2 separate regions of the Homo sapiens genome follow, and region 1 is linked to region 2. A link is an interaction called in ENCODE POLR2A ChIA-PET data of the cell type or tissue named here. Cell type or tissue: MCF 10A. All regions are shown on one strand. Links, peaks and the distances in the headings refer to the core of each region. The heading gives the core; the rest is flanking DNA. Region 1 holds the start of LOC105375080 (a long non-coding RNA gene). Region 2 overlaps MEP1A (meprin A subunit alpha).

Region 1 (15,982 bases), core at 4,483-8,482, 89 kb after region 2:
ACATGGTGAAAGAAGAGGCATAAAAGTCTTTTGATAACTAAAAAGTTGCATATAAATACAAGAGATTGAATGCATAATATTTAGGAGGAGACAGATTAGCCTCATTAACGTGAGGAGGTGGGACCCCATGGGATATTTTTAACTGCTCCAAAATGCCCCCAAGTACCCCATAGCGCAGTAAGTGAGGTTACTATATCATAGTCAATAAACCCACACTCAGTAAGTGAGGCAGTGTTAGTCTACAGGGCCTCAGTGGAGGTCTCTCATGTGGCTAACACTGTGCACTTGGAAGAAATGATTCATCGGAGTAGCCAGAGATCTGGAGAAGGGACAAAGGCAGGCAAATTTTACAGAACGTCCAAAATCAGCAAGGCCTAGTGGCTCTATAGTTTGGGGTGGAGAAACCCTGTAAAGAACAAGAAAATATGAAATAGCTATTGAAAGTGTTCGTATTATTCTTGGGTTTGATACTGCTTATTTATACCTTTTTCCCAAAGGCTCTCTCCATAAGCTGTATTAACTTGTTCATAGTGATGTTTTCCTTATTTGCTTGTCTCTTAACATTGTTGGTGGGGAGGGGAAGGCCACCTTTTTACAGAAGACTAAAAGAGATGGAAAATGAACCGATCTGTTAAATGCATTTATTATCCACTGAATAAAAGGGCAATCTCTCCTGTCTTCACTCTACGTTCTCTGGGCCACTTTATCTATCAATCTAGCTATTATCTATCTAGTTAATTTCCTGTTATTTTATCTTCTCCCCTTTCATTTCTAGAATAAGAAACTTCTGATGCCCTTCAAGGGAAAAGCCCAAACCACTAATTGGCAAATCTAGAATTTAATCCTTAGGAGGTTGTTACTAATATTATTAATTGTCAAAGCCAAAACCAACACAAAATAGTAATGGTAAAAATGAGTAAAACTCTTTATACTTTTCTAAGAGTTAAAAGAGCTATTCATGTTTCCCATGTATCATTTTATCTTTCACTGAGAGGAAGGAGTTTAGGATAAATCACAAGAACTTGACAATGAGAATTTATTGTACTCCTGTGCCCCGGCTTGTCCTATAGAGCTCAGAAGAACAGAAAATAAAGCCTTTAACTGGTAACACAGAAAACAATTGATAGAATAATATTTGGGGGGGGGGAAGAGAGTGTATATTGGGGGTGCAATTGAAAACTGTTAACAGAAAGCTGGCTGCGATGGCTGACACCCGTAATTCCAGCATTTTGGGAGGCCGAGGCAGGTGGATCACCTGAGGTCAGGAGTTCGAGACCAACCTGGCTAACATGGTGAAACCCCATCTCTACTAAAAATACAAAAATTAGCAGGGTGTGGTGGCGGGTGCCTGTAATCCCAGCTGCTTGGGAGGTTGAGGCAGGAGGATCGTTTGAACCCGGGAGGCAGAGGTTGTAGTGAACCAAGATCGTGCCACTGCACTCCAACCTGGGCGACAGAGCAAGACTCCATCTCAAAAAAATAAAAATAAAAATAAAATCTATTTAGAGATATTCTTTTACGATAAGAATATAGTCAAGTATTATCTGTGTAATTCAAAAATAACCTACATTGAAAAACCAACTACGTTAGCCCTTTATGAAAGAAAAAATGCTGTAGTGAAGTGGCATGACCTGGCTTTCTGAAATATGAGAAAACATGGTTTAAGCAAACCGCACATCATAGAGTTGCTCCTTTCAAAACAAGTCGGCCTGGCCCTGAAGCCCCAGCACTTTTACTGACCTCCTTCCTAATGCTGACTACAAACTCCTTTCCCCTCAGTCCTGTGTGGGAGGCTGCAGCCTACATTTTACATTTCTAAGGTCATCCCTTGTCCTTTGGAAGGACTCTCCCGAAGCTGAGCGAATAGCCAGGGCTCCCTCCTCCTGCTACTGGGATGCAGCCTCTTCCTTCCTCAGCCTGACCACAGCAATGGCCGACTGGCCCTGAAATGCTCTTGGCAAGAGCAGCAGCTCAGTAGCTCATGAATGCACTGGTTTTTATAGTATTTTCTGGTTTAAGGACGAGAGAACTTGTTTGAAAAAAAAAAAGTCTGTTATTAAGAAAATCCTAAAGGATCCCAGCTAGTTGCTTGATACGCCATCTCCTTTAATATAGTCTCATTAACTGGACCAACAGTATGCACAATGCTCTTGACTGGACATACTTAACTTTCCCAACATACATATCACACCTACGCAAAAGAAAAGCAGGCAAAGAGGATCGTAAGTGGAAGATGTCTTAAGAGAAGTGACTTAGGAGCCCCTGAGGTCTTGCTACAAAGGGAGACAGAATGACAGACCGCAGTAGGAGAAATGTCTGTTACCTGTCCAGCACTGTGGTCCCCCGGCTGGCTCCCGCTCTGATCAGATGCCTAAAAGCTTCCCAGTTTCCACTATGGGGCCATTTGTCCTGGGCCTCCTGGGCAGGGGCTCTCACGCCCAGTGGAGGGAGAACCAAGCAAGACTCATTTCGCGTTTTCAGGCAGGACTGGCAGCACCGCTCCCACGCTCAGCCTCCCCCAGCTATGATCCTCCCAGTCTCACAGAGTCATCCCTGAGAGCCGCGCTGCTGTTTTAAAAACAAAAAGTGATTTCCTGGTCCTCTTCCCCGGATGGCGTGTGCGATTTCCCTCACGCCCATGGGAAGTCCTTCAGATCCTTCTTATCTGGAAACCTCTCCACCAAGTGGACAGACTTGTTTGGCCAATGCCCCTAGTTCTCACTTTTCTTTCTCCAAAGAAAAAAATCAGAAAAGCAAAACCAGAGCAAACCAAACATAGGTTAGAGCTAATGAGAAGTACAGGATGTCTGGTTTCAACTTTTAAAAGATGACCACTAAATTAGATTGTAACTTCAGAGAGGAAGGAAAATTAAGACTATCGATGAATTCTTTGTCTTTAGCAGTGCCAAGAAAGCAGAGAAAAAAAGAATCCGCAGAAGAGAAGAGACCTAGAGAAGTTGCTTAGTCCTCCCCCGCGGGAGGGCTGTACCTCAAAAATGCCATATTGGAGGGACGTCCAGTTCTCCTAGGTTTCCAGGGAAACTCTGTGAGTATTTGTGTATCAAACTATAAATTTAGTGGTACTTAAAATACCGCTCAATAGCATGGATATTTAAAGATAAGGAGATATATGGTAAAGGCCTGGTTGGCAGGCTGCATCCAGGTTGCTGGGTTTAAAGATGAATTATAGTCAGCTCATTTTTGAACTGGAAGTGACCTCACTGATCCTCATTTTACAAAAGAGGAAACTGAGGCCCAAGGAGAACCCTTCCCAAGGTCAGAACACGGATGGGGAATGCTGTTTGACTCTCTACTCTGGAGCTCTGCCCACAGAAAGTTTGATGAATGAGGCCTGGCTTGGAATCGGCATTGGAAATAAGTGCTTCGGGTGAGTCCCATGCAGGTAGTCCCAAGAGTATCTTCAGGGAATTCCTCATAGTGTCAAAGAAAGGACTCTGGAGTCAGACTGTAGGAACTGATGCTTTAGTCCCACCAATTATATGTGGCCGGGTACACATTACTTGACCCTATTGAGATTCAGTGTTGTTTTGTTTTTAGACGGAGTCTCGCTCTGTCTCCCAGGCTAGAGTCCAGTGGCGCGATCTTGGCTCACTGCAACCTCTGCCTCCTGGGTTCAAGCGATTCTCCTGCCTCAGCTTTCCCAGTAGCTGGGACTGTAGGTGCCTACCAGCACATCTGGCTAATTTTTGTATTTTTAATAGAGACAGGGTCTCTCCATGTTGGCCAGGCTGGTCTCAAACTCCTGACCTCAGGTAATCCCCAGCCTCGGCCTCCCAAAGTGCTGGGATTACAGGCGTGAGCCACTGCTCCTGGCCCTGAGATTCAGTTTTATTGTGTGTGAAAGTGGGATAATAATAGTACTGAGTTTATAGACTCTGCTGAAACTGAAGAGGAAGAGTTTAGTAACTGTTTGTTGTTCTCTGGAGCCCTGGGCTCCAATGCCTCCAAGTTCATCCTCTCTCCCCTCCAGCTGCCTTCCCTTCTTGTCATGCTATCAGCCTGTAGCAAGTCAGCAACCACCAGCAGGACTTAGGCTTGAGACCAGAGTATTTGGGCAAGAAGAGGATGAACTCCAAAATGTTATTATTCCACTTCTAGATAATGATTCTCAACTGTAGTCTACACGTTAGATTGGATACACCCTAACTTAAAAAGAGCCTGCTGAGGGATGCAGTTCCTGGGCAAATGCTGCCTTTTTTCCTGCTCGTATTTTGGTTGTTGGGTGCAGCAGGCTGTCTAACATGGAATGGGCGTTGTCAAAGTGGCTGTCCCTTTCCTTCCCTGAGGAGCAATTCTTCTCGCCCACAGTTCCCTGCTTGTTGTTAGGAACACTATGTGCTTGCTGCACACACATTACAATGAAAACAAAAGCAAATAAAAAATGCAACCACCATATGGCCTCAGCGGCAACCCAGAATGAACTGTGGATGGAGAGACCCTGCCCTGTCGTAGCTACGGCTGGAATTGACTGTCACAGCAGCCGTTTTCTTGAATTCTAAAACGTTGGTGTTGGTGGCTGAACCCAAATTTCTTGAACCCAACTGCAAACGTAGAGAGAATAATTTACCAGTCATGTTATCACTTTGTTAATATGAAATGTCTCTCATGGCTGTAAGGTACAGTCTCATTAGAGACAAAGCTCCTACTTTCTCAGGAAGAAATTTCAGCACCAAATAAATACATATTTTCCAGCATGTTCCCAGCTGTTTCACTTCTGCCCTTCTTTCACTCTGCCCTTCTCCTTTCTTCACACAGGTAACGTTTAGTCTCTTTTTAAGTTCCAGGTGTTATTTCTTCCAAGGACCCTCCTATTTCTCCCAGCCTGAGCCAAGTATTTCTTCTCCCTGATCCCACACTGCCAGATGCATGTCTTTTTGAAGTTACCACACTGCATTCAAACAATCCATCTAATGCATTGACTGTAAGCACCTTGAAGGCAGGCACTAGTCTTATTTATGTTATGCCCAGCTCGTATTACAGTGCTGGTATATAATGGGTTATCAATAAAAGCAAGCAAAATTAAACTCTGCATTTCATTTTCCATTGCTGGTTCTTCCTCTTAACGTAAGAGTGTCTCATAGCTCAGTCTTTGAAACCCTTCTCTGTTGACACTTATTTCCCAGGTGATCTCTACTAGTTTTGGCTTAAATCTTTGTGCTGATGACTTCCAAATGTCTATCTCTATCATAGACCTCTCACCTGAATTCCTGACCCACGTATTCAACTGCTTACTTGATATCTCCTTTCAGTTGTTCAATAGGCCCTCAAACAGAACATGTCCCAAACTAAACTCCTGATCATCCCTCCCAAACTAGCTATACCATCAGTCTCTCCCATATTAGCAAAGGGCATCTCCATCCTTCCAGTTACCCAGATCAAAACCCTAAGAGTTATCCTTGAGTCCTACCTTGCACACTTTACATTTAATTTGTCATCAAATCTTGTTAGCTCTATTTTCAAAATATATGCATAGTCTGGCACTTCTTCCCCTTCTGCTGCTATCATTCTCATCCAAGCCATCACTATCTCTTGACTGGATAATCACCAGTGTCTTATCTGTCTCTGTGCATCTCCTCTTGTCACTTATAGTCTGTTCTGAAGACTGCAGTTAAAATGGTCCTTATAAAATACAAGTTATATAAAGTCCACACGTGCTCAACTCATCTCCCGTAGTCAGAGCACAGGTCTTTTCAACAGCCAGTGAGACCTTCATGATCTGCACCACCTTCTCTCCCCATCATTCATGTTGCTCCAGGCACACTGGCCTCCTTGCAGACCAGGCAGTCTTGCATTTCAGGGTCTTCACACTTGCTGTTCTCTCTGCCTGCCAGGGATGCTCTTTGCACAGATTTCCTCAAGACTCACTCCATCACCTCATTCTCACTTTTGCCCTAACATTGCTTTCTTAGTGAGGCCTTCATTGACAGCCATATCTTACATTTCATCACTCCACATCCCCCCTACTTGCTTTAGTTTTCCATATCATCTCTGGTACACTATAATACACTTTTAAATTTTGCTGGAGTCTCCACCTTGCATCCCTGGACTAGAAGGTAAGCTCCTAAGTCGAGTGCAGTGGCTCATGCCTGTAATCCCAGCACTTTGGGAGGCCAAGACAGGTGGATTACTTGAGGTCAGGAGTTCGAAACCAGCTGGCCAACATGGCGAAACCCTGTCTCTACTAAAAAATACAAAAATTAGCAGGGCGTGTTGGCAGGTGCCTGTAATCCCAGCTACTCAGGAGGCTGAGGAAGGAGAATTGCTTGAACCTGAGAGGCAGAGGTTGCTGTGAGCCAAGATTGCGCCATTGCATTCCAGCCTGAGTGACAACAGCAAAACTCTGTTGCCTGCTTAACTGACTCATTGCAGAGGAATATTTGAAAGTGTAACACACAAGCAAAATTATTAACGCCACAGCCCTGGCCAGCATAGCTAAAGTACATAATAGTTCAACTTGTGAAATTCTCCTACCTTCATATCTTGGCAGGGTAAGCCCTGCTTTTTTTTATTTTCTTTTATTTTTTAAGCCATAACCAGACGTTGGTAACCCTTTTGACCCAAGGTCAGCTCTCTTTTGGTATTTCTATATTGAGGCCAAGAAAATTCTCCTTTGGCACTGATCTGTCCTTATACAAGGAAGGAACTGGCAAATAATCGGGCAGTTTCATAGTATACAAATGGTCTTATTCTTATCTTGGGTGTGTATATTTTGGCAGAGCCTCCACTAATGGAATTGGTCATATCTGTGCTTAGCTGCAGCCACTCAGATTTTGTTTGCACTTACTGCTACTGCACCCATTCCACCAATAGACAGTGTTATTACACCTTCTTTGTGTATGCTTCTCTCAGACATTGATGTTGTTTTGCCCTGGAAGATTGCAAAGCTTCCATTTTTTGAGCCAACTGGACACAGTTGACAGCTCCCTTCCAGCACTTGTTATGACTCCAGTGATGCCCCAGCTTCTGCCAGAAATCCAAGTCACCCTCCAAGTAGGACCCTTTTCTGGATTCTACTCTTAGCACTACCCCCTCTGCCATCTCCTAGAAGAGGGAGAGACAGCATCTCGGGTGAGGGGGGGGGCAGTGCAGATTTGAGGTATGGTTCGTTGAGGTGTCATCCACACTTCTTTCTTGACCCTTATTGATCTATCCTCGGGGAGCGCTGACCACCAATGGCCTGTGAGCCGTCCACAGCCTTCACATTCCACTTTCAGCTCTTAGAGATGACATGCTGTCTATGTAGCAGGAAGTCACTTCTGATGCCCATGGTATGAAATACGTCACCCACATGCCTCAGCTGTGATGCACATAATTTCAGAATCATCGACTTGTCATTGACTCTTCCTCCCTCAGTCCCCTCCAACCCAGTCCCATGGAGAAGAGCAGGTATTTGAGGACATGGCATTCCTTCTTGTCTTGGCCTAGGAGGGAATCTATTTAGAAGGAAGCTACACTTTTCCTCTCAATGTACACATGTCATTTTGTCCATGAACACTGGGCAGTCACTCCTGTTTTAACCTCTACTTCTTTACGTACATCCTGGGTGCGGGCACTCTCCAATGGCGGATACCATATACTGCAGTAACAGCGAGGCTGATCTGCAAACATCAGGCAGAATCCTGGTTTGGGACTGCAAAGCCCTGTCCTCACAATACCATCTCCCATCCAAATTCCATCATTCTATGCTATTTTCAGTGCTTCAACATTTCCTTTGACTCCCAAAAAAGTTTCCCTCATTTTTACCTCTGATTGTAGAGATAATTTCCTCAGAATTTATCAAGGCGATTAGTGAACAGTCATAATGCCAAAACCACTAGACAAATATGTACTGAAGAGTCATCCATGCCAGGAGAAAATCAGAATAAAAAAATGTTAGAGCAAAGGGCGGCGGGGGTGGGTGGAGGGGGGTGGGCAGAGCTAGTGATCATTTGTTCCAACTATTTAGTATTAAAGTTGAAAGGCTTAACCAAGGTCACAAGCAGCGTTAGTGTCAGAGCCAGACTTAGAATTCAGATCTTGTGTCTCTGCATCCCGTGCTGTTACCTTATGCTCTGGTGAACCCCCAGCCCCCACCAACACATGCATTCCCATCCCCAATTTTCTGGTAGGAGAAATAATGGTTGTAAGTAGAATAAGGACACATAGAGGTAAACTCCTGTTACACCTCTGTACTGACGAGAAGAATAAAAACTCTGTCAACATTTATCCTCTCTTTATTTATTAAATCCAGATAACACATCTGACGCAAGCCAGCAACAGAATTTCCTTGTTAACATCATTATCACAGAAGTAGACCAGCACCAGTTAGGCAGTCTCTTTTCCATCCACAACCCCCAAGTCCCACCCACTTACCTAGGTACCAGCTTTCATAGAGTACTCAGAACAGCATCATAATAGGCGATAAAGGCCTGAAACCTCCTTCTCAGACAACACCCACAAACAAAGCTTTGCCATCAACAAGTCAACAAGCAAGCTTTATTGCAGAAGTTTCTCCACGTTGTACTTCCCCAGGCTAGAATTAAGCTCACATCATGCCAAATAGCTGTATTGCCCTCTTGAGACAGACGCATAGGCTATGCTCTGGCTAAAATGCTTCAATTTGATTCTTACCTGACTCTAACCAGGGAAATACTGAAAAGTGGGGTGACAACCACAGGAACATTTGAGGGGACAGAATAACTGACCCAAGTCAGATTGGGTTCCAGACGAAGCATAACCCAAATGCCTGCTGTGAATCCTGGTCTATCAAAATTCTAGATAAAATTGCTTTTCTCCAGCTTGTGGAAGTTCAGAGCCCACCTCAGGGTGCCTGGGAATTCCTAAGGATGTTTATATTCTCCTGGCCTGGTCAACCCATAGAACTGCCACATTCCTAGTATGTTGTGTCTGTGTGGCTCTAGGTTGGTGCAAAAGAAAAACAGCCCCTTTTTTGAATTTCACCACACACCCAGTAAATGTGAACCTAAAGTTTGGGGGTAAAGGAGTGACTAAAGTCATATTTACAACCAGAAAAATAACCAAGTTGTGACTGGAAGGGTGGATGTTACTATTTTATTGGGATATTCTGACCACCTCTTCACTGAGCGCTCCATAGACTCCCACCTTCTCTAGTGCCAGCTTCCCACCATCTTGCTGACCTCTCTTCCCTTCTTCCCTGTAATCTCCACTCTTCTCTCATTGGCTCCTCTATCTATGGGGATAACAAACATATTCCACCCCTCACTTTATGCATGAGGCCCTCTACTCTCTTAGAGGTCTGAGTCTCAATTGCTTTCTAGGTGCCTATCACACTATTTTTCTAAAGACGGTTTCTTCCCAAGGAGGACTAAAATGCTCACCATCACTGGCCATCAGAGAAATGCAAATCAAAACCACAATGAGATACCATCTCACACCAGTTAGAATGGCAATCATTAAAAAGTCAGGAAACAACAGGTGCTGGAGAGGATGTGGAGAAATAGGAACACTTTTACACTGTTGCTGGGACTGTAAACTAGTTCAACCATTGTGGATGTCAGTGTGGCGATTCCTCAGGGATCTAGAACTAGAAATACCATTTGACCCAGCCATCCCATTACTGGGTATATACCCAAAGTATTATAAATCATGCTGCTATAAAGACACATGCACACGTAAGTTTATTGCGGCACTATTCACAATAGCAAAGACTTGGAACCAACCCAAATGTCCAACAATGATAGACTGGATTAAGAAAATGTGGCACATATACACCATGGAATACTATGCAGCCATAAAAAAGGATGAGTTCATGTCCTTTGTAGGGACATGGATGAAGCTGGAAACGGTCATTCTCAGCAAACTATCGCAAGGACAAAAAACCAAACACCTCATGTTCTCACTCATAGGTGAGAATTGAACAATGAGAACACATGGACACAGGAAGGGGAACATCACACACCGGGGACTGTTGTGGGGTCGGGGGAGAGGGGAGGGATAGCATTAGGAGATATACCTAATGCTAAATTACGAGTTAATGGGTGTAGCACACCAACATGACACATGTATACATACATAACAAACCTGCACGTTGTGCACATGTACCCTAAAACTTAAAGTATAATAATAATAAAATAAAAATAAAAATAAAAAAAAGAAAGTAAAAAGATGAAAAAAAAAAAAAGATATCCCTTTCTCTTACCCCTATATTGGGACAATTTCACAGGTACAGGTGGGGTAGTTATCCATATACCTAATGTCTAAGATGAAGTAGTGATTTCTGAGCAGAGAAAGAGGCAATATGAAACTTGTGTTAAACTTGTTTAACGATGTTTGGCTTTTCCTTATGATGTCTGGCTCATGACTTAGAGCAAGAAATGGCATTCTAAATAAATTAGCTCAATGTTTCCAGGGCCTATATTCTTCTTATTATTTTTATTTTGTTATTATTATTTATTATTGTTATTTTTTGAGATAGTGTTTCACTCTTGTTGCCCAGGCTGGACACAGCAGCACGATCTTGGGTCAGTGCAACCTCCACTTCCCGGGATCAAGCAATTCTCCTGTCTCAGCCTACCGAGTAGCTGGGATTACAGGCACTCACCACCATGCCCAGCTAATTTTTGTATTTTTAGTGGAGATGGGGTTTCACTATGTTGACCAGGCTGGTCTCGAACTCCTGACCTCAGGTGATCCACCCGCCTCAGCCTCCCAAAGTGCTGGGATTACAGGCGTGAGCCACCGCGCCCAGCCTCCAGGGCCTATATTCTTTCATGGAAGAATGTTAAGTGGTTCTTTTTAACATATTAGAATACAGTTTTTAATTAAAAGTGTAGCGAATGGCACCACAGTATGAAAAATAAGATGCCAGGTGACATCAGAAGTATAAACTGTCACTTCTGTAGCAGGATTTGGGAAGCAACGGGAAAACCTGTTTATCTGTACCTCATTCCTAAAATTACACTTTTGGAGACAAATTGCTTTAAGTGAAGAAACTGCCCCTACTCTGACTCAGGTATCTTTGAAATGTTTACATATTGTTCATTTCCATTTCCAGTGAGTTCCATATTAGTGTGAACTAATTTAAACCAGCAGTTAAAGATTTAACACGGATGACAGTAGAGATAACAGGAGGACAATGAGGGTAGAAAGAAGTGGGAAATGGTGTGGGGATGGTATTTCCGAGAGCAGTTATTTATGGGCTGGCATGCAGCTTGCATGTAAAAATCATTCTGCCAATTATCAGTGGAATTGCTGTAGCCACATAAACTGGCAATCCTATTATTTATGTTAGTTTTCTCACTCCTTGAAATGGCCATTTCACACCTTCTCTTCTCTCCTCAGTCTTAGCAGTATCCTTGCCTCATATTTCACTGGAAAACAGTCAATTAAATGAAACATTTGGCTGGGTGCGGCAGCTCACGCCTGTAATCCCAACAGTTTGGGAGGCTGAGGCAGGGGGATCCCTTGAGCCCAGGAGTTTGAAACCAGCCTGGGCAACATGGTAGGACCCCATCTCTACAAAACAATACAAAAATTAGCCAGACATGGTGGTGCACACCTGTAGTCCTAGCTACCAGGGAGGCTGAGGTGGGAGGATCACTTAAGCCTGGGAAGTCAAGGCTGCAGTGAGCTGTGATCACACCACTGCACCCCAGGCTGGGCAACAGAGGGAGACGCTGTTTGAAAAAAAATAATAAACATTCATCTTCCTACATAAAAACTTCTAATCTTCTTGCACCTGCACTACCCATTGTGGTCTTCTTTCCAGTTTGAGAGGATGATAGGCCTGCCCCTTCTTCCACTGGGCTCTGGGTGCTGTCCCCTCTTACTTCCTCAGCAACATCAGCACACAAACATAGAGTATCTCTTTGACATTACGTCTTTCTCTTTCCCCTCATTTACTGAAACATTTTTCTGTTGCCCTTCACAGCTCTTCACTAAAAAGCCAAATACCTAGATCTCATCTCCACCTCTTTAACCTTCTTCTCCAGCCTCAAAGTCAGTCAAATCAATCTTCCCTCCCTACTTCTGCATCACAGCAGCTCTCAGGGAGCTCCCTCAGTCTCCAGGTTGCCATAACCAATGGTCAATTAGCTGTTCTCATCTCCCTTGACCCTGTAGCACCATTTGACATAGTTGGCCACTTCTTCCTTCTTATAAACCACAAGACATATTCTTGTGTCTTCTATGACACTCTCCTCCTGCCCTGGCAGTCCCTCCTCTCGGTCTCCTTAAGTTGGTGTGCCTAAGGCTTGGCCCAGGGGCCCACTGTCCTCTTTCACCTGTGCTTTCTCCCAGGGTGACCTCATCTGGTGTCACACTTGAAAGAACCTTCATGAATGAAGGCAAAATAAAAATATTTTTGGGCATATGAAGACTGAGGGTTTGCATCTCACTGACTGTCACTAAAAGAATGACTAACATCTGTAATCCCAGCTACTCGGGAGGCTGAGGCAGAAGAATCGCTTGAACCTGGGAGGCAGAGGTTGCAGTGAGCTGAGATCTTGCCATTGCGCTCCAGCCTGGGTGACAAAGTAAGACTCCATCTCAAAAAATAAAAATAAAACAAAAAGACTAAAACAGAATCAATTTAATTTTTGCCATAAACCTCTTTGTACATTTGGTGAAGGCTATGCAAGCCTTCTTAGAATAATGTTTGTAAATGCACAAAACAGAATATATAAGATAACGAATGAAAATAATTATATTGAAATACAGTTAAAACATAATGTGATTTAGTAGGCATATTTTTTACCATGCAAGTTTCTGGATCCCTCTGAATTTTATTCATGTGCAGTACATGAACCTATTTAAGAAAGAACAAATTGAACACTCAAGAATTGATCATTTAAAAAATATTTTTTGACCATTAGTTTTAAAAAATATTAGTTAGCAGTGACTAATGTGGAGGTAAGGTTATAAAAGAAAAGACAAACTAAAACGCTAGGTAACTGTTAAAAGGAACATAGTAGGTATTCAATTAGTACTTTTAAAATAAGTAATTAAATCAAGGACAGATTTTACCTCTTATCTCTTTTTCAGTTGGTAGGATATATACTGTTAGTGGAATCCAGTATACCCCAAAGAAAAGTCACAGCATGGTTGTGGTTGCTAGTATATCCACACAAGGGTTTTCTGTGCACATTAATGCCCCCTGAAGCCCTTTGTTTGTTAATAGGGGTACAGAGCTCCCCCATGCCACAACCTTAACCATAGTGAAAGTAATTTCTGAGGAAGAGCTAGAAATTCCCAGTACAAAACAGATGCTCAATAATTTATAAGACCTACAATAGAAGGGTGACATCGCTAGATCAGTATCACCTTCTGGTCAACCAGATGAATCATCTGTGTGGTGAAAATTACCACCCTCAAATATTCATCCCACCTCCCTACAGAGTCATTGCTCCTGGGCTCCTGTTTAATGCCTAATAATCGTGTCCCTATACTAAGACTCCTCTCAATTCCTTTGAGGGATGATGTATTCTTTTTAAAATGCCCTTTCAAGAATACATAATATGTCATGCACAATGACAATGTTTGCTTGAGAAAGAAATCTGAAAAAAGACTGGCCGACGCCAGTGTCTATGAAAAACAACAATGGCTCTGAAACTCAGCGCCAAGAAATGGCCAAAAATAAGATCACTGAGGAGAAGCACAAAGTTGGAGGCAGCAGTGATGGGAATGGAAAACGAAGCATATATGAAAATTAATCAAACTTTCTGAAGTTCAACTCCTTGGGGAGAAGGAAGAATGTGCCTCTTAAAAGCATAGAGACGTGGAATGCTGCAAAACCACAGAGCTCGTGAGTGAGCTTAGGGGAACTAAATATTAACTTGATAGTTAGCAAGGTCTTGGTACCCAAAAGCACCACTTTTATGTTACCTGTAGTGAATCGTTTTTAAAGAAAATACAAGGATAAATAATTTCCATGTCCTACACATATCGCTCAGTAAAGTAACTCCTGTTCAAAACAACTTGCTTGTTTTAATACTGGAGAAAAGCACTAGCTGTTCACTTCAAGTGGCTTTCCCCTAAATCCACTGAATTCTCTGTCTCCCCAGGTCCAAGTTGTGGATATGTCATTGGTTTGTTACCCTCTTTATTCACTGGTCTTCTCTGTCTCATACCACAATGGCAAACCCAGAGAGATGGACCGACCTAGTTGGCCTGGTGATCAGGTTGCTACTAATGAAGGTGAGTTGCTCTGCTTTCTAGCCTGAGCTTTCTATTTTAGGAATTTAAAGGGTAAGAGATTGAAGACAAAGGTGTTCACAGTGGCTGCTACTGCAATTCAAAATGGTCTAGCATTGTACAGATTGTCGTCGGGCCTCAGGGAAATTGCTCAGCCCTCCACAGCTCCCATGGCCTATCTCAGCACAATGAGGGGGTCCACATTTCCAAGTTCAAGACCTTTCATAACTACGTCACCTTCTATTTATCAGAGTCTTCCTCTCAGGACCACTAAACTATTTTTGGATCTGAAGCACAGTATACAAAACATAGCTACATATCAACAATTACACGATTATTCCAGACCCATCGCCCTTGGTTTTGCCTCATCTGACCTGGAATATTAAGGGAGGGAAAACCACATCTATTTTTAGTTTCTTCCGGAATTCCTCAAATTGTTCACTTTTCCATTTTGTTGAAAGCCATTAAGATCTAGACTTTGTGTTTTACCCAGCAGTGTGTGCACATACTTACGGCACATCTTTGTCTGGGACTCTTCATTTGAACCTTCTGGGCTCTCACTAAATATGGGCAATCTTATGAGTGACCTCTTGCCCCTGAGTCACCCGAATCCACTAATGTCTCTCTCTCTCTCTCAAAAACAAACATACACACACATGCATGCACACTCCTATGCCACATACACACTCACACTTCTATACATAAAATTAGAGAGCAGCCAGCACACATAATTCTGGACCATGGAGATATCTAGCAGAGTTGACACTTGGACCAGATCTTTTATTGACTTTCCCCTCCATTATTTTCAGCAATAATCCTTATTTGCTTGACTAATTCTTTTGATTTAAAGCAATTGACTGAAAAAGAAAACATTTTACTTTATGCTACTACTAAAATTCAGTGAAATGTTTAAGTGTGAACTCAAATTTGTATGTGCCAAATAATAATAGTATGCCTTGAAGTTTGCACTCTTCACTGTTTTAAATTTTAAACAAAAATAAAAACTCTATAAGGTCCCATATAATGACAGAATTGAAGCTACATATGTTCAGTTTCTTTACAAACACCATGCTAACATTGTGTGTTTTTAATCTACTGTTCAAATGCAGGGATGTGTCATTCTGCAGAGGCTGGAGAGACTTCAGGCAAACTCAACAGTCCCAAACCCTTAGAAACTTACTCTTGGAACAAACATATGTAGCTGAGTTCCTCTGTGTCAGGAGCTGCTATATAAATGAGAGTTTTCTGAATTACCTTCTCTGTAGAACACTATTTATTAAAAGGTAATAAATAAAAGTACATTAATTAGCAGCTTATATTACTGAAACTCACCAGTAATAGTAGCAATTGTTTAGAACTTAGACCTTCAATAGATTTTTTAGGAAAAATACTTAATCACTGATGTTGTTTGGGATCACCACCATATGGTGATAGTTCTTTTTTTTTTTTTTTTTTTTTTTGAGACGGAGTCTTGCTCTGTTGCCCAGGCTGGAATGCAGTAGTGTGATCTTGGCTCACTGCAACCTCCGCCTCCCGGGTTCAAGCCATTCTCCTGCCTCAGCCTCCTGAGTAGCTGGGACTACAGGCGTGTGCCACAAGGCCCGGCTAATTTTTTGTATCTTTAGTAGAGACAGGGTTTCACTGTGTTAGCCAGGATGGTCTCGATCTCCTGACCTCGTGATCCACCCGCCTCGGCCTCCCAAAGTGCTGAGATTACAGACGTGAGCCACTGAGCCCAGCCGATAATCCTTAAAAATGATTTAGTCAGTTTTATTGTTGATTTCAAATTCTCTACGAACAATGCACCACC
Region 2 (15,982 bases), core at 6,109-10,108:
TTTTTATTTTCCTCCGAAGAGTTCTAGTTTTTGTTGCCTGGACAATGGCTGTGGTTCACTATTTCACTTTGTTTGGGTGGACAGAACCCTGGGGTGTGGGAAGCCAGACGTGTGATGTTTGGCTGCTCTTTCCATAGGTGCCGGCTACTTCATGCAGTTCAGCACCAGCTCGGGGTCCGCGGAAGAGGCAGCCCTACTGGAGTCTCGGATTCTTTACCCAAAGAGGAAGCAGCAGTGCCTGCAATTTTTCTATAAAATGACGGGAAGTCCTTCAGACAGACTCGTTGTCTGGGTCAGGAGGGATGACAGCACAGGCAATGTTCGCAAGTTGGTGAAGGTGCAGACTTTTCAAGGTACTTAGAGGCATTCACACGAGGAATGGATTGGGTTAAAATCCGGGATCCTGCTTCTTCTCCTCCTTCCCTCTTTCCTCCTACTCCTCCTTCTTCTCTCTCCTCCTCCTTTTCCTCCACCCACTTTCTTCTCTTCTCAGAGCCTATCATAATATATGGCATGTTTTAATTACTCTATGAATGTTTTAACCACTGAGAAATTAGAAGCAGTATCTTGGGCTTAGGTAGGGATGAAATATACTTTTGTAAGAAGCCAATCAGAATATACAAATCCAGTTTTCACTGGAAATTTAGAGAAAGCAAAGGCCAAGACTGAGAAAATGGATGGTTCAGGAGTGGAGATAAGAAGGTAAAAGACCTGTGCGAATTGATGCTGCGGGAGAGAGAGTAGTTAAATAGTTGACCAGCTCACGCCTGGAATCCCAGCACTTTGGGAGGCCGAGGCGGCCTTGTGGATCACAAGGTCAGGAGATTGAGATCATCCTGGCCAGCATGGTGAAACCCCGTCTCTACTAAAAATGCAAAAATTAGCTGGGCATGGTGGCGCGCGCGCATGTAGTCCCAGCTACTTGAGAGGTTGAGGCAGGAGAATTGCTGGAACCCGGGAGGCGGAGGTTGCAGTGAGCCAAGATTGCACCACTGCACTCCAGGCTGGTGACAGAGCAAGACTCCATCTAAAAAAAAAAAAAAAAAAAAAAAAAAAAAAAAAATTGACCAAAGTGTTTTGCATCTGTTTCAGAAAAACAAATGATACCATTATTTAATATGCTGAAGTAACTTGAAGCCTACTTGTGAAGTTGGTGGCAAATAAGTCATTGGTATATGTTAACTTCCTATAATCACTAACATGTTCCTAAGTGTCACTTTGTATATTTATATAAGAAGGTCAGCATGTAAATGATTATAGATGGAGAAATTTTTGTTGAAAAGTAAGAAAGCCTGTCTCCCTTTTCCTAGTTATGAATGAACCACCACCATAACAAAAGAAAGCAAATACTTTGTTTATAACCCTGGATCTTGATTTATGGCCAGATTATCCTAGCATCCAACTGCCTACCTTAGCATTTAATTTATCAATTGAAATGAGTCCAGGGAAAGGAATTATTTTTTATATATCTGCTGCTCTTGAAGAAGAAACCTTCCTTAGAGGTCACTTGTAAGAACAGGTGCCCAAATCGCCTATATCCAAGCCACTCTGTGGGCTGCCTGGGAACTCTACAAATCACAGTTTTGAGGGGTTCACTTTTCTGGTTGAAATTTATTATAGTTTATATGATAAAAGGATGACAGCTAGATACTCTTTAAGAGTTGAGGATGTGTTATGTTACCAAGGATTGTAAATATTTAATGAGAAAATGAGTTAGAGTTTCAATAATATTGATGGGACCTATTATCACTCACTTTCATCTAAAGCTAAAAGCGTTACTTCTAAGCATAAAATCAATCAAGCAAACATCCTATGCTTAATTTAGTTTCTTACACTGCTGTGCTTTGTGTTTCATTGAATTCAGAGTATGCCTGTGTACGTTCCCTGGGAACACTGTATGAAAGGTTTTTTTAAGTAGTCTGTTCTGATACTGGTTTGTCAATGAAACTTTTCAAAAAGGTTAGTTGAATATCACTTAGTGTTGTTTATGTGATATTCAACTTAAGACAGTCGCAACCAATTTGAATAGCTTTTAAGTTTTGCAAAATGTATATTTTGACCAAAACACTTACACACAAAATGTCTCCATATGCATATCTGTATATAATATATGTTACATACATAATGCTTATATACAAACTTACATGAAAAATGTTGGCATACAACTATGTGTATGTACACACACATGCACACACACACGTTTTTACTGAGGCCAGGACTTCCTTATAGAAGACAATTCTGAACTAACAGGGATTAAATTTGTCTCAAACAATCGTAGTAGCATTATTGCCTGACTGATTTAGGGCAGCCCTGTGGAAGCATGTAAACGAAACCATCTTAATAATTTCATAGATGAATTTCTGCCTATGTGGTATAGCCTCTTGGGTCTCCTTCCCAGTGCCAGATTCCCCCATCTCAACCTCATTTTGACATCCTATATTAAGAAAAAACAAAGCAGGTACTAATCAGCAAGAACAGAATCCTATTCTCTTGACAGAATTCCCATGATCTATAACCTGCTGGATAAATAGTTCAAATCCTATATCTCTGTTCCTATTCCTAGACTTTCTGGCACCTATTACCCTTCAAGTCCATGTGTCTTCCACTAGGCTGCCATGCTCTCCGCAGGAGAGGGCAGCTGCCTAGATTTGTATGTTACAGAGGTGGTCGTGTGCCTTCTCTACCTCTCTCCTGTGTTCCCATGTAACCTACCTCTCTCCTGTGTTCCCATGTAACCTAACCACACAGGCCATAATCAGCTCCACCCTAAGAAACAGAACATTGTTAGACCTGTCCCTTGAAGTTGTACTTAGAGAGAATGGCCTGAAAACACAAGGGAGATTAAAGGTCTTTTCCTTTTCAGGGAAAGTATAGTTCTATAAGTAGATATCTGGTTAAAAGACACAGAAGAAGGAAAAAAGACACTCATCTGTAGGAACTCAGTTTAGCCAACATGACTTCCACTTGGAAGCATTTTTCCTCTCCTCTTCAAGCCCAACTCTAGGGAATACCCTGTGCAAAAATATCAGTGTAGGCACATCTCTTTGCGGAATTGAGTTGCTTTGCTTTCGCAGTTTCCTCTCTCCAGTACCCCCAAGCTCCTGTCTGGCTTCTTATACTGTTCAACCCAGGATCCTATGTTCTAGAACGGCCTTCTCACCATCTTTCCTCAGCTCTTAATTCGAAAGTCCCACTTCTAGTTCATGCTCAGAGAAAAAGCAAGTAGACCTAATCTTTATTAGAACGTGCATTTCCAGACAATAGTACTCTATTTGGCTTACTTTGCTCCCCTACATGGTGGACTTTCAGATAATATAAGGAAGAGAAAAAAGTCTAGATGTTGGAGAGGGAGTCAGTTTTAGGTAGGGAAGATCCAGTCAGTCCTACAGGTTATTATCTGCTCTTCAGCATTCCTTATAGCTCTCTGGCAACAAGTGACAGGTCGGACCATATGGAGTTACTATTTTTTTTACTTTTGGCTTAGAAAATGGCTATTTTATATGATTCAGCCTAACACTTGGGTTTTCTTTGCTAACCTTAGGGGTTACAGTTGAACCAGCCAACTCAGGAGGAAATCCAGAACCTGGATTCTTATAGTGGAAAACAAATTCACGGTTAAGATTTGAATGTGAATTTTAAAATAAATCATAGTATTTTAAAAAACAATTTTTCCTTATTAGGTATGTAACTTTGGAAAAGTTACTTAACCAGTTTATAACAGTACCTATTTTATAGGGCTGTTGTGAGGATTTAATGAGATAATTTATGGAAAGCACATGGCACTGTGCCAAACTCATAATAAGTACTCATTAAGTGTTGGTCACAGTTCTCACCAGCCTTGTTCTCTGTCCTCAGGAGATGATGACCACAATTGGAAAATTGCCCATGTGGTGCTCAAAGAGGAACAGAAGTTTCGCTACCTTTTCCAGGGCACAAAAGGCGACCCTCAGAACTCAACTGGGGGAATTTACCTAGATGACATCACTCTGACAGAAACCCCCTGCCCCACAGGGGTCTGGACAGTCCGGAATTTCTCCCAAGTCCTTGAGAACACCAGCAAAGGGGACAAGCTTCAGAGCCCTCGATTCTACAATTCGGAGGGATATGGTTTTGGGGTAACTTTATACCCAAATAGCAGAGAAAGCTCTGGTTACTTGAGACTTGCTTTTCATGTGTGCAGTGGGGAGAACGATGCTATCCTGGAGTGGCCGGTAGAAAACAGACAGGTGATAATTACCATCCTTGACCAGGAGCCTGATGTCCGGAACAGGATGTCCTCAAGCATGGTGTTCACTACCTCGAAGTCGCACACATCTCCAGGTGGGTGGTGTCAGCGCAAATAAGAACTGCCCCTTGAACCAGAGAGGCCCACAGATGTGATTCTGTGGTGCAAGAAAGAGTAACGTTCTCCTCACATTGTCTGTTTGGGAATACCAATAACATAGTCTTGTTGGAGTTTCAAGTCAAGATTTTCAATGCCATCACATCCTCCTTCCCTTTCCTAAATTCACTCATCAAACATCTATTGAGGGCTTACCATGTGCCAAAGTCGGTGCTAGGTACTTAGAATACAAGTGAATCAGGTGATCCCTGCCTCACTGAGCTCGTTGTGATTGAGGAAATAGATACTGCTAATCATTTATCAAATACTTGGAACTTGCTGGGCTCTGTGCAGAGCTAATGTACTTACTCCTAAAATAGTACTCAATGTTACTATGTTCATGAAGTAAACTTACATCAGTAAAGAAATGGGCAAACTATTTTTTTTTTTTTTTTGAGATGGAGTCTCCCTCTGTCGCCCAGGCTGCAATGTAATGGCGCATTCTCGGCTCACTGCAACCTCCACCTCCCAGGTTCAAACAATTCTTCTGTCTCAGACTCCCGAGTAGAGATGGGGTTTCACCGTGTTGCCCAGGCTGGTCTTGAACTCCTGAGCTCAGGCAATCCACCCGCTTTGGCCTCCCAAAGTGCTAGGATTACAGGCGTGAGCCACCACGCCTGGCACTAATTTTTTTTTTTTTCAAAAGAGAAGACTTAAGCCTTAGAAGAAAGAAGCCGTAGCTGTCCCTCTCTTTTCATTAAGAAAGTCGCTCAGTAGCAGACAACTGATCACTCAGAGCTGTGATTCTCTGCCTCTCCCATCTTTCAATTCTGAATTGCAATTCTCCTGGAAATAGTAAATAGCCTAATTTTTTTCCAACACTTTTTTTATTTTTATATTTATTTATTTATTTATTTATTTATTTATTTATTTATTTATTTATTTCTGATTCACAAAGCCCTGTATCCTCATTAAAGACAAACTGGAAAGTGAAGTCTAAAGAGGTAATGTGATTTTATGTTACCTACAACTTTGCAGCGATAAATGACACTGTCATCTGGGACAGGCCGTCCAGGGTGGGAACCTATCATACGGACTGTAATTGTTTTAGAAGCATCGACTTGGGCTGGAGTGGTTTCATTTCCCACCAAATGCTGAAAAGGAGGAGTTTCCTGAAAAATGATGACCTCATCATATTTGTGGACTTTGAAGGTACTTTTGTTGGTCTTCCTGAGTAAATAATCCTATGCTCTTGGCACTCTACTGATTTTATCCTGATTTTTAAAGCACACACGGAGGGTGGGGATGAGGTTAAAACAATGTGTTGTAGGAGAATCACATTTTATTCAATTGGTCAAGGACTCACATCTTTATTTTAATTGTCCTTGAAAGAAACTGAAATTTTAGTGTCATCTTTTTGATAATTTTATCAGAGGTAACCGTTCACTGATTTCAATTTAGTTTCCATCAGCCTATCCATGCTAATTTTATGCTTCATTTTGCAAATTCAATAAATAAAAATGTGACTGGATTACTTTAAAATAAAAGTAGCTAATACTGTGGGAATCAGCTGGATTCAAAGCCACTTTTCCATGTCACTAGGGGTGATGGGAGATAGAAGCAGGCTGGGGAACTTTCACCAGAAGTGGGAGTTAATTGTAGTCAGTTACTAATCCTGGATCTTCCTCATGACTCTCTATTTCCTGAAGATATCACCCACCTCAGCCAGACTGAAGTTCCCACTAAAGGCAAAAGACTGAGCCCCCAAGGCCTCATTCTCCAAGGCCAGGAGCAGCAGGTCTCCGAAGAAGGTTCGGGAAAGGCCATGTTAGAGGAAGCCCTACCTGTCAGCCTGAGCCAGGGGCAGCCCAGCCGACAGAAGCGGTCGGTGGAGAACACAGGCCCCCTGGAGGACCATAACTGGCCACAGTACTTCAGAGACCCATGTGACCCAAACCCTTGCCAAAATGACGGCATCTGTGTGAACGTGAAGGGGATGGCGAGCTGCAGGTAGGCTCTGTGGCTGGGGAGACAGGCAGGCCAGCAGACCTGGGCCGTGTGCATGCTTGCTCCTGGTAAAGGCTGCTGTTTGCAGAGTAGGGCGAAGACTACCTCAGATGGTCAACTGAATGCGGTTTTCTTTGACTCTACAAAGGTGTGCCCTGGATTCATGGGCTTATGCTGCCAGGACAGAGGCTTCCCAGGTCACCTTGTCTCTTGACTTTCACCCCTTTTCCCCTCTTCTGGGGTATTGTCAACAGCATCTTGGATGTTGTTGGAATTTCTAACTCTAACAACACCCAAGATGGCTTCTAGCCTAGGGACTTTCTACTCCATGAGGGTGGGTCTCAAGACCAAGCTTAAATCTTTGCTGACTACAGATGTTATTAGTTCCTAATTATTATTAGTTCTATAGTCTGTCATTTACACTGTACTATTATTACAGTTATATTTTCAATAATAGTAGTAAGAACACCTGATATTTCTGACCCCTTGTTATGCATCATGTAGTCTCCTGAGCATCTTACACGCATGATCTAAATTCATTCTCACTGCCACCTGTGACATAAGGGCTCTCCTTATCCCCGTTTAGTGTGTCAAGAAGTTGAAGCTTAGAAAGATTAAGTAATTTATCTAAAATGTACCCAGATGGAAAATGCTGAAGCTGGGACTTGCATCTAGGTCTGTCTGGCAGCACAGTTTGCTATATTTTATAGTTCTTTTTATAATGTTTGCTTGCATAAAACCCTAAAAACTGTTTCACAAAAGGAGGTATGTGATGACAGAAGCAACAGTTCCATTTGAACAGTAGCAGATGTAGAAGCTATTCTGCCTGCCTCAAAAATTTACATTTCTTCTGAGTTCTTTTTAGTCTCCTTTTTTTTCTCTTTTTGTAGCTTTTATTTTGAAATAATTTTAGACTTACAGATACAATGCAAAAATACTACAGAGGTTTTCTCTATACCATTCACCCAGCTTTCCCTAATGTTAGCATATTACACAAACCATAGTACAATTAGCATAGCCAAGAAATGAACATTGGTACAATGCTAGTAAATAAATTACAGGCCTTATTCAGCTCTTCCCAGTTTTCCCACTAATGTTCTTTTTCTATTTCAGGATCCAATTCTGGATCTCACATTACATTTAGCTTTTATGTCTCCTGTCTCCTAATCCCCTCCAATTTGGGACAATTCCTCAGTTCTTTCTTGTCCTTCATTACCTTGACACTTTCGAAGATTACTGGTCAGGGATTTTTTTTTTTTTTTTGGTTCATCTTGTTCTTACATGATTAGATTGAAGTTTCACATTTGTGGCAAGATTAGTAAAGATGTGCTATGCCTTCTCGCTGCAGCGTGTGAACAGGTACATGATGCCTATACATGTCATTACTGGTGATGTCAACCTTCATTATCTGGCCAACAGCATGTCCACCAGGCCTCTCCACTGAAGAGTTACCATTTCTCCCTCTGTAATTAATACGTATATTGGGAGAGATATTCCAAGACCATGGAGACATTCTGCTTTTCCTCAAATCCTCACACACTAATTTCAGCATCTGTTGACACATCCTGCTGCAATACTCACCACTGAGATCTTCTAATGTTGATTTCCTATATCCTTCACATTCATTAATTATAATCTCCTGTAAAGAAGAATGGCACCTTCACCCCGTTAATTTGTTTATGTGATTGTTTATTCACATCACGAAGGAATCATAAACATTAATTTTATTCAGTGGGCTCTGTTGCAATAATTTCATGATTTATTTTGTTGCTTCTATTGTCCCAGCTTTGGCCTTTGGGAGCTCTTCCAGGTTGGCTCCTGTGCTCTTTCAACATCAGATTTTATGAACACAATGTTACTTTCTGGCACCATAACATGCTCTAGGCTCATCTTTAATTTTTCCTGCCCCACCCATAGAATCAATCACTCTTCCAAGAAGCCCTCTGGTTCCTTTTACTGGGGAAGGCCCATCTGTTTCTGGGCTCCAAAGCCATAGGTCTGCATATCTTTGCCTGACAGGCCCTTAGATGCCAGATTCCATTATGTGTCCCCAACAGGCTTCATCCTTCCCAGGCTAAGGGAGGCCAGGGCTGCCACTTGTATGTCAGCCTCCACTCAGCCAAACTATTGCTCTCCTAGAAACCTGCAGCTGAGAGTTGGCAGAATAAGTTTTTCTAAGGTAACACTAGGGGATATCACTAAGTTGTGTTTGGAGAGGACTGGGTCAGAAAAAAATGAAATAAACTTGCTATTACTCACTGATTTCTAAGAAGTCAATTCTCAGGATAGAGATGAGGCCTTGGAAGGTAAAATCATTCAGGATTAGTAAAAGAAAATGCTGACTTCTTATTTTTTTTTTTTTTGAGACAGTTTTTGCTCTTGTCACCCAGGCTGGAGTGCAATGGCACGATTTCAGCTCACTGCAACTTCCACCCCCCGGGTTCAAGCAATTCTACTGCCTCAGCCTCCCGAGTAGCTGGGATTACAGGTGCCCACCACCATGTCTGGCTATTTTTTTTTTTTTTTTGGTATTTTTAGTAGAGATGAGACCATCTTGGCCAGGCTGATCTCAAACTCCTGACCTCAGGTGATCCACCCGGCCTCCCAAAGTGCTGGTATTACAGGCGTATGCCACCATGCCCAACCAGAAAATGCTGACTTCTAATTGTTTCACTCTGCTCTGTAGAATTCTGCTGAGTAGACCTTCTAGTAGGAATGTTTGAAACAAAGGCTGGAATTGTTACAAAGGTATGGATGAGACACTACAAGTTATATGCCTTGGTTATGAGATTAGTTGATCTTTATACCAGATAACATTAAGAAACAAAACTAAGGGCTGGCCATTATGTGCTTACTCTGTGTTAAATACCTTGATAAGTACAGTGTCCTCATTATCTCATGTGAACTTCAGGGCAACCTCGTGAGATAGTGACAGTACACTAACCTTATAGTAACATTTTATTTGATATTATTTAGAAGTTTTTAAGTTACCACTGATGCTCTAAGTCGGTCTATATCTGGGGAATTTCCTTTGTAGCTTATATTCTCAGCCAGTGTCAGGCAATGTATTCCTTTAAGTGTCTCAGGCCTTCCTCCTGAGTCCTTGGTGGCTGAGAGTCCTGGATCTGGAGGCATACCTCTTGAGATTAGATTTCAAGTGTGAAACACTTACTAACAATGTGACCTTGAGCAAATTATTTAACCTTCCTGTAAGATGAAGATGATGAGAATGGCCAAGTAATAGCCTCCACCTCAAAGGGTTGTTGCAGGGTTAAATTAGTTGGTCCATATACAGCTCTTGAAATGGGACCAGGCACCACGTGGACCTGCTCAGTGAGCGTTTGCCATTTTTATTGCTGTGGAGATGAGTGTTGCTAGGAGGCACCTGAGGCCTGGGTAGTTCCCACACTCCCTTCATGTCCTTTTCCCTCAGGTGCATCTCTGGACATGCTTTCTTCTACACGGGGGAGCGCTGTCAGGCCGTGCAGGTGCACGGCAGTGTCCTGGGCATGGTGATCGGAGGCACGGCTGGCGTGATCTTCTTGACCTTCTCCATCATCGCCATCCTTTCCCAAAGGCCAAGGAAGTGACCTGCCTGCTGGCATTGGCCAGACCACAGCAGCACCTCCTCCATGCAGGCCTTAACTTTCCCATGGTCAATGCAGTTTTTATCAGCCTTGCTTTGGATAGGACCTCCAAGGACTAAGGCCTCCAGCCCCATGTGTGACCCTTGTCATCTCTCTGCCCCACATAATTCTGTTACTTTGCTATGTGCTCCTAATGTATCTAGTGTGTCCTGTGACAACACTCATCACACTTCATTGTAAATCACTTGTTTTATTGACTGTCTTTCCTATAGACTGTAAGCTCCATGAGGGCAGGCACATGTTGTTCTCATTGACCGTGCTGGCCCCAGTGCCTAGATGCATGGCTGGCACATTGTTGGCACTCAACAATGGTTGAATGAATAAAACAATAAATGAATGAATAACTAAGATATAGAAACTCTCATTTATATTGCAGATTGAATATATATGATGAAATTCTTATGTTGAATATGTTAGAATCAAATACTCATTTTTCATTAGATACAGTAGTGTCATCACTCTTTTAAGATCTTGTTAAAGATTTCAAATAAAGGTACTTCTGGGCAGCCAGGCTGCACAGCATTTGCTTTCCTCTGAGATTCTAAGAGAAGGCCTTTAATAAATTTAATAAATATTGAGTTAGCACCTTCTTTGTATCTGGTATTGTATATAAGTGTGGGTGTGCATGTGTGTGTTGAAGGGTAGGGGTGTTCAAAAGCTCTTTCCCAGATCTTTTAAGTTTAATAGCATATTTTATAGCTATTTATGTACAACATTATCATATTAACAAACTGAAGGTATCAGAGAACTTTAAAGAAGTATTTTTAGATATGCTTTCTTTCCATAGTTCCTAAGGAGATAAACTCTAGCTGGGGCAAGGAAGTTCCAAGATAGAGCAAGTGAAAAAAAAAAAAAAGCTAAAGTTTCTATACCCAATCAGCAATAAGTCAGCTCAGGAAGTTTAATAAATGAAAAGATTTTAAGGATTCTGAGTGGTCCTTTAAGTCATAAGGTTTCCTAAGTAGAGACTTTATGACAATTTTGTAGAGTTAAAATGCACTGGAAACAAAATGAGAGATTAACAAGAGTTTCTTTAATGCAAAGTTATGGGAACAATTTGTAGCGAGTGAAAACAGCACCCCTGAGGGCAATAACTCTCAAACTTCAGGTGCATCTGTATCCCAGGGAGGACTGATTAAAACAGATTACAAGGCCCTACACCCAGAGTTTCTGGGTCAGTAGATCTAGGGTGGGATCTAAGAATGTGCATTCTTAAATGTGCCAGAATCTAACAAGATATAAGAATGTGCCAGAATCTAGTAGGTTTCCAGGCCATGCTGCTACTGCTACTGACTCCCCCACAACCTCCACCTCACAGACACCTTGAGAACCACTGCTCTAGTGGATAGAAAACAGGTCTGGAAGCCAAGCATCCTGGCTGCAGGCTTGGATTGCCCATCCAGCTAGCTGGGTAAATTTTAGTAAGAAATCATTTAAGCTCTTGATCTTAGTTTACTAACTTGTCAAATGGAAATAATAGCTGACTATCTCCTTCCACATGACTTTACCACTTACAGAGTAGCAGAGTAATACAATGGGATAATGAATATGAACCTATCTTAGAGTTTAATATGTATGAAAATATTACTATTCAATGTTCAGACTAGATAGGAAGCTATCCTGTCACCAGCCCAGTTGTATTATCTCCAAAGACCAGATTGGAAATGGATTTCAGCTTTGTTTCTCGCTGTGCTTCACAGTCCTGCAAACCCTCCACTAACCTCAGAGTTAGGCCTAAAGAAAGCCATGCCCTTAACACTCTGCTCAATATCTGACCTCAGAAGTGAACTCTAGGCTTTGTTGCTGCTGCTGCTGTTATTGTCCTTTTGTTTTATTAAAAGGAGCATGCTGTGGTCTGTCACACATGGAAAGGCCCCAAGCCCAAACCAATGACAACATTTCTTAAATACATGAGTTTCTCTCTGGAGGAAGCAGAAGCTAAAATTTCAAAGATAACCTAGTATTTTCATCTAGTACTCCAAATTAAAACTGCTAGGTCAAAATAATGATAAGGAGGTACCAGAATGAGGGTAAAGCATTTTGATATTTATTTCTCTCTAGATTCTCAACCAGCACCATGCCTACTATCTATGTTTATCACTTTTGATGATTAATGGAAACCTCTGTTGATTGATTAATGGAAACCTCTGTTGATTGATTAATGGTCTGGCTCACTGTAAATCTGACATGTTATTCAGCTTTTCTTTGAGCCCAAACCCTCAATAATTCCAGGAGGACTAGCAGATACTTTATTCTTTTAAGATGTTGGGATGGTGATGGCAGAGGGCATGTAGGGTGGGGAGTAGGTAGAAATTAAGCATTTCATAATCTCTAGGCAGTGTGGAATTCAGGATTTAGATGAGCAACATGAAAAATGTGGGAAATCCTCCCTGAATCTGAGTGTCTGACTTCTTTAATCTTACATAGTGGGAATAAGTCATAGTGGCTTGAAAATTTGAGAATGTCTCATGCTTCCCCCACCATATCCTCGATACATCCCCATCTGCATCCTTTCCTTCTGTGAACTGACCTGAGCCAATCTGGCCATTCACAAATGTCAGGTTCTTTCAGTAATATCTGGAGCCTCTGATAATTAGAAGTGGATGGGAACTCTAACCCCCTCTCTGATGATGTTGAAATGAATCAAGATTTAAACTAAATTCTGCTACACCTTCATATTTGTTAACCATTGTTGCGGGAAGTCAGGGACCTCGAATGGAGGGACCAGCTGGAGCCGCAGCAGAAGAACATAAATTGTGAATATTTCATGGACATTTATCAGTTCCCAAAATTAATACTATTATAATTTCTTATGCCCGTCTTTACTGCAATCTCTGAACATAAATTGTGAAGATTTCATGGATGTTTATCACTTCCCTAATAATACTCTTATAATTTCTTATGTCTGTCTTTACTTTAATTTCTTAATCCCATTATCTTTGTCAGCTGAGAATGTACATCACCTCAGGACCATTATTGTACAAATAGATTGTAAAACATGTGTGTTTGAACAATAAGAAAATCAGTGCACCTTGAAAAAGAACAGAATAACAGCGATTTTCAGGGAAAAAAGGAAGGTAACCATAAGGTCTGACTGCCTGTGGGGTCGGGCAGAATAGAGCCATATTTTAATTCTTGCAGAGAGCGTATAAATGGACATGCAAATAGGAGAGATATCGCTGAATTCTTTTCCCAGCAAGGAATACCTTGGGGGAAGGAATGCATTCCTGGGGGGAGGTCTATAAACGGCTGCTCTGGGAGTGTCTGTCTTATGCAGTTGAGATAAGGACTGAAATATGCCCTGGTCTCCTGCAGTACCCTCAGGCTTACTAGGATTGGGAAATTCCAGCCTGATAAATTTTGGTCAGACTGGTTCTCTGCTCTCAAACCCTGTTTTCTGTTAAGATGTTTATCAAGATAATACGTGCACAGTGGGACATAGACCCTCATCAGTAATTCTAATTTTGCCTTTGCCTTGTGATTTTTATTGCCCTTTGAAGCATGTGATCTTTGTGACCTGCTCCTTGTTTGTATACCCCCTCCCCTTTTAAAATCCCTAATAAAAACTTGCTGGTTTTGCAGCTTAGGGGACATAACGGACCTACTGATATGTGATGTTACCCCCAGAGGCCCAGCTGTAAAATTCCTCTTTGTACTCTTTCTCTTTATTTCTCAGACCAGCCAACACTTAGGGAAAATAGAACCTACGTTGAAATATTGGGGTCTAGTTCCCCTGATAAACCATCAAGCCCACAAATAGCCATCCAACCTGTTTTGTAGGTGTAGGGAAGTCTCTGCTCTGTCCTTTTAAGTGCTCCACCTCCAAGCCTCTTGGATTAAAGGTTCATTCTAGACACATACAGTCAAATAATCTGAAGGCCAAGATCTGTCAACTCTACCTTAGGGTTTCTGAACCTCAGCCCTGGTAATATTTTGAGGTGGGTATTCTTTTCTGTGAGGGCTGTTCTCTGCATTGTGATATGTTTAGTGGCATCCCTGGCCTCTACTTACTGGATGCTCATAGCACACTTCTTCAGTAGTGACAACCCCAAATCTCTAGGACATTGACAAATGTCCCCCTGAGGGGCAAAATCATTACTTATCAGGAATCACTGCTCTAGTTGGATCAGCCAATGAAACCTTGTATTAAGTGAGGGAAAACTAGGACCAAACAGAGTTCTAGTCTAAGGTTCTACCCCAAAAGTTAGTTCACTGGGCCTGCCAGAGTATTGTACCTATAGCTGTCTTGATAATTGTATTTAACCAATGCAAAAATTATTTTAAGCATCCTTTATACTAATAACAAACCCTCTGGTGTAGCTTGCTATAGAAATATTTAAAGTTTTGCAACAGATATTTTTCCAGTAGAGACTTTTGATAGGATCTTTCAAATACTAACTAACTGCTATTGGAGTGTGTGTTCCTTTTCAGAATACTTTGCATACTATTTAACCTCCCCCAGGGTGTGGATTTAGTCCCCCTGCAGGCTGTATACAGTGTATTTCCTATATGGAGGCATTCACAAGCAAATTACAGATGGATCTCACACCTTCCCTTCTTGAGCTCTGCCTTTCTCATGAATTATATCATCTGTTTTATGGCTTGATTAAATTTTAGAGATTCTGAAGTCCACCTCTTGTATTTGGGTAAACTGAGGCAATTCTGGAGAGGCTAAGTGCCTTAGGCAGGTCACAGAGCCACTTAATAGCAGAATCTATTATTCTTGTTTGACTACAGAAAACCTTAATAAGATTAGAGGTTTGGAAGGTGCTATAAAATGTAGGCTAATCTATATGGAACACTATGTAAAGTTCTTTTTTACTTGGTTTTCTTTATTAGGTATATCAGTTTTATGGATAATTAGTCACCTACTCAAATTTCTATATGCTTATAAATATGGTTAAAACATCTTTCTTATGTCAGTTTTAATATAAATATGTTTTTCAAAAGTCTCTAAGCAAAGAAAAGTTTGAAAAGATTTATAGTTATCCTGTAGCTGTGAGTGTCATTTAGCAAACTCTTGATAACTCTAATGAATGGGGGATGGGAGATAATGGAGTCAGGTGCCAGTGACCTCTAATGAGTACTGATGTGAAAAAATATGATAGGAAAGATTTGATATGGGTAGGGCAGCCCAACAGATGTGTGTGTGTGTGTATGTGTGTAAGAGTTGCAGCTAACAGTGATATCAGAGTAAAGACAAGACCCATCTCTCTTTGCCTTCCACAGTTTTACCAAGAACTAGTCCTGGAATCCCAGAATGGATTGAGACATGGGCCTCATCTGGGTCACAGCATACCTTAGGGCCTAGACAAATGTAGGACAAATTGACCCATGTGTGGCTCACCAGCTCAATGAAAATCATTAAAAACATTTAAAGATCCTATCTGGTCAAGAGAATAAAAGGAGAATAGAAAAATGGGGTCATAAGAAAGGCATGAGAAGAGAGCAGGAGGCAGAGGAGATGTTCAGATACCAGCCCCCAACAAAAATGGTCACCAACATCCATTCTTCTTTTCTCAGTAATAGAATCCCCAAACTCCAACTGGTCAAATGGCTACTCAGAGTCTAGTTTACATTCTCCTGCTTCCTTTGCAGGTAGATGGGTGATATGGTTTGTCTCTGTGTCCCCACCCAAATCTCATCTTGAATTGTAATCCTCATGTGTGGAGGGAGGGAACTGGTGAGAGGTTATTGGATCATGGGGGTGGTTTCCCCCATGCTGTTCTTGTGATAGTAAGTGAGTTCTCATGAGAGCTGATGTTTTTAAAGTGTGGCAAACCTCCTTGCTCTCTCACCTTCAAGTCTTGCTACCATGTAAGACGTGCCTTGCTTCCCCTTTGCCTTCCACTGTGATTGTAAGTTTCCTGAGGCTTCCCCAGCCTTGCAGAACTGCTAGTCAATTAAACCTCTTTCCTTTATAAATTACCCAGTCTCAGGTAGTTCTTTATAGCAGTGTGAAAACAGACTGATACAGTGACGTAGTGTGATCAAATTCAGGCCAATG

What was found. ChIA-PET counts read pairs that join two places held together with the same protein. Peaks named below come from ENCODE experiments on the same cell type or tissue, not always from the same donor. Only the 100,000 strongest peaks of a DNase experiment are listed, where the experiment ranks them.
Region 1: POLR2A ChIA-PET joins it to region 2 with 6 read pairs; 2 of 35 experiments call an interaction of 5 or more read pairs at or near these places.

What each region holds. Positions count from the first base shown.
Region 1 is chr6:46,919,390-46,935,371 of GRCh38, forward strand. LOC105375080 (a long non-coding RNA gene) reads left to right here and starts at 2,690. Exons shown (of 3, transcript XR_001744147.2): 1 at 2,690-3,046; 2 at 14,043-14,175. ADGRF5 (adhesion G protein-coupled receptor F5) reads right to left here and starts at 2,549. Exons shown (of 21, transcript NM_001098518.2): 1 at 2,324-2,549. RefSeq lists an enhancer at 6,987-8,186. In MCF 10A, for the core only: no CTCF peak of the experiment used is centred there; a DNase peak (open chromatin) is centred at 6,392.
Region 2 is chr6:46,829,219-46,845,200 of GRCh38, forward strand. It overlaps MEP1A (meprin A subunit alpha), which reads left to right. Exons shown (of 14, transcript NM_005588.3): 10 at 138-353; 11 at 3,856-4,320; 12 at 5,360-5,533; 13 at 6,031-6,331; 14 at 9,762-10,560. The coding sequence ends at 9,918. Among named protein-coding and RNA genes, the nearest start is that of MEP1A, 44 kb to the left of the region's middle. In MCF 10A, for the core only: no CTCF peak of the experiment used is centred there; no DNase peak of the experiment used is centred there.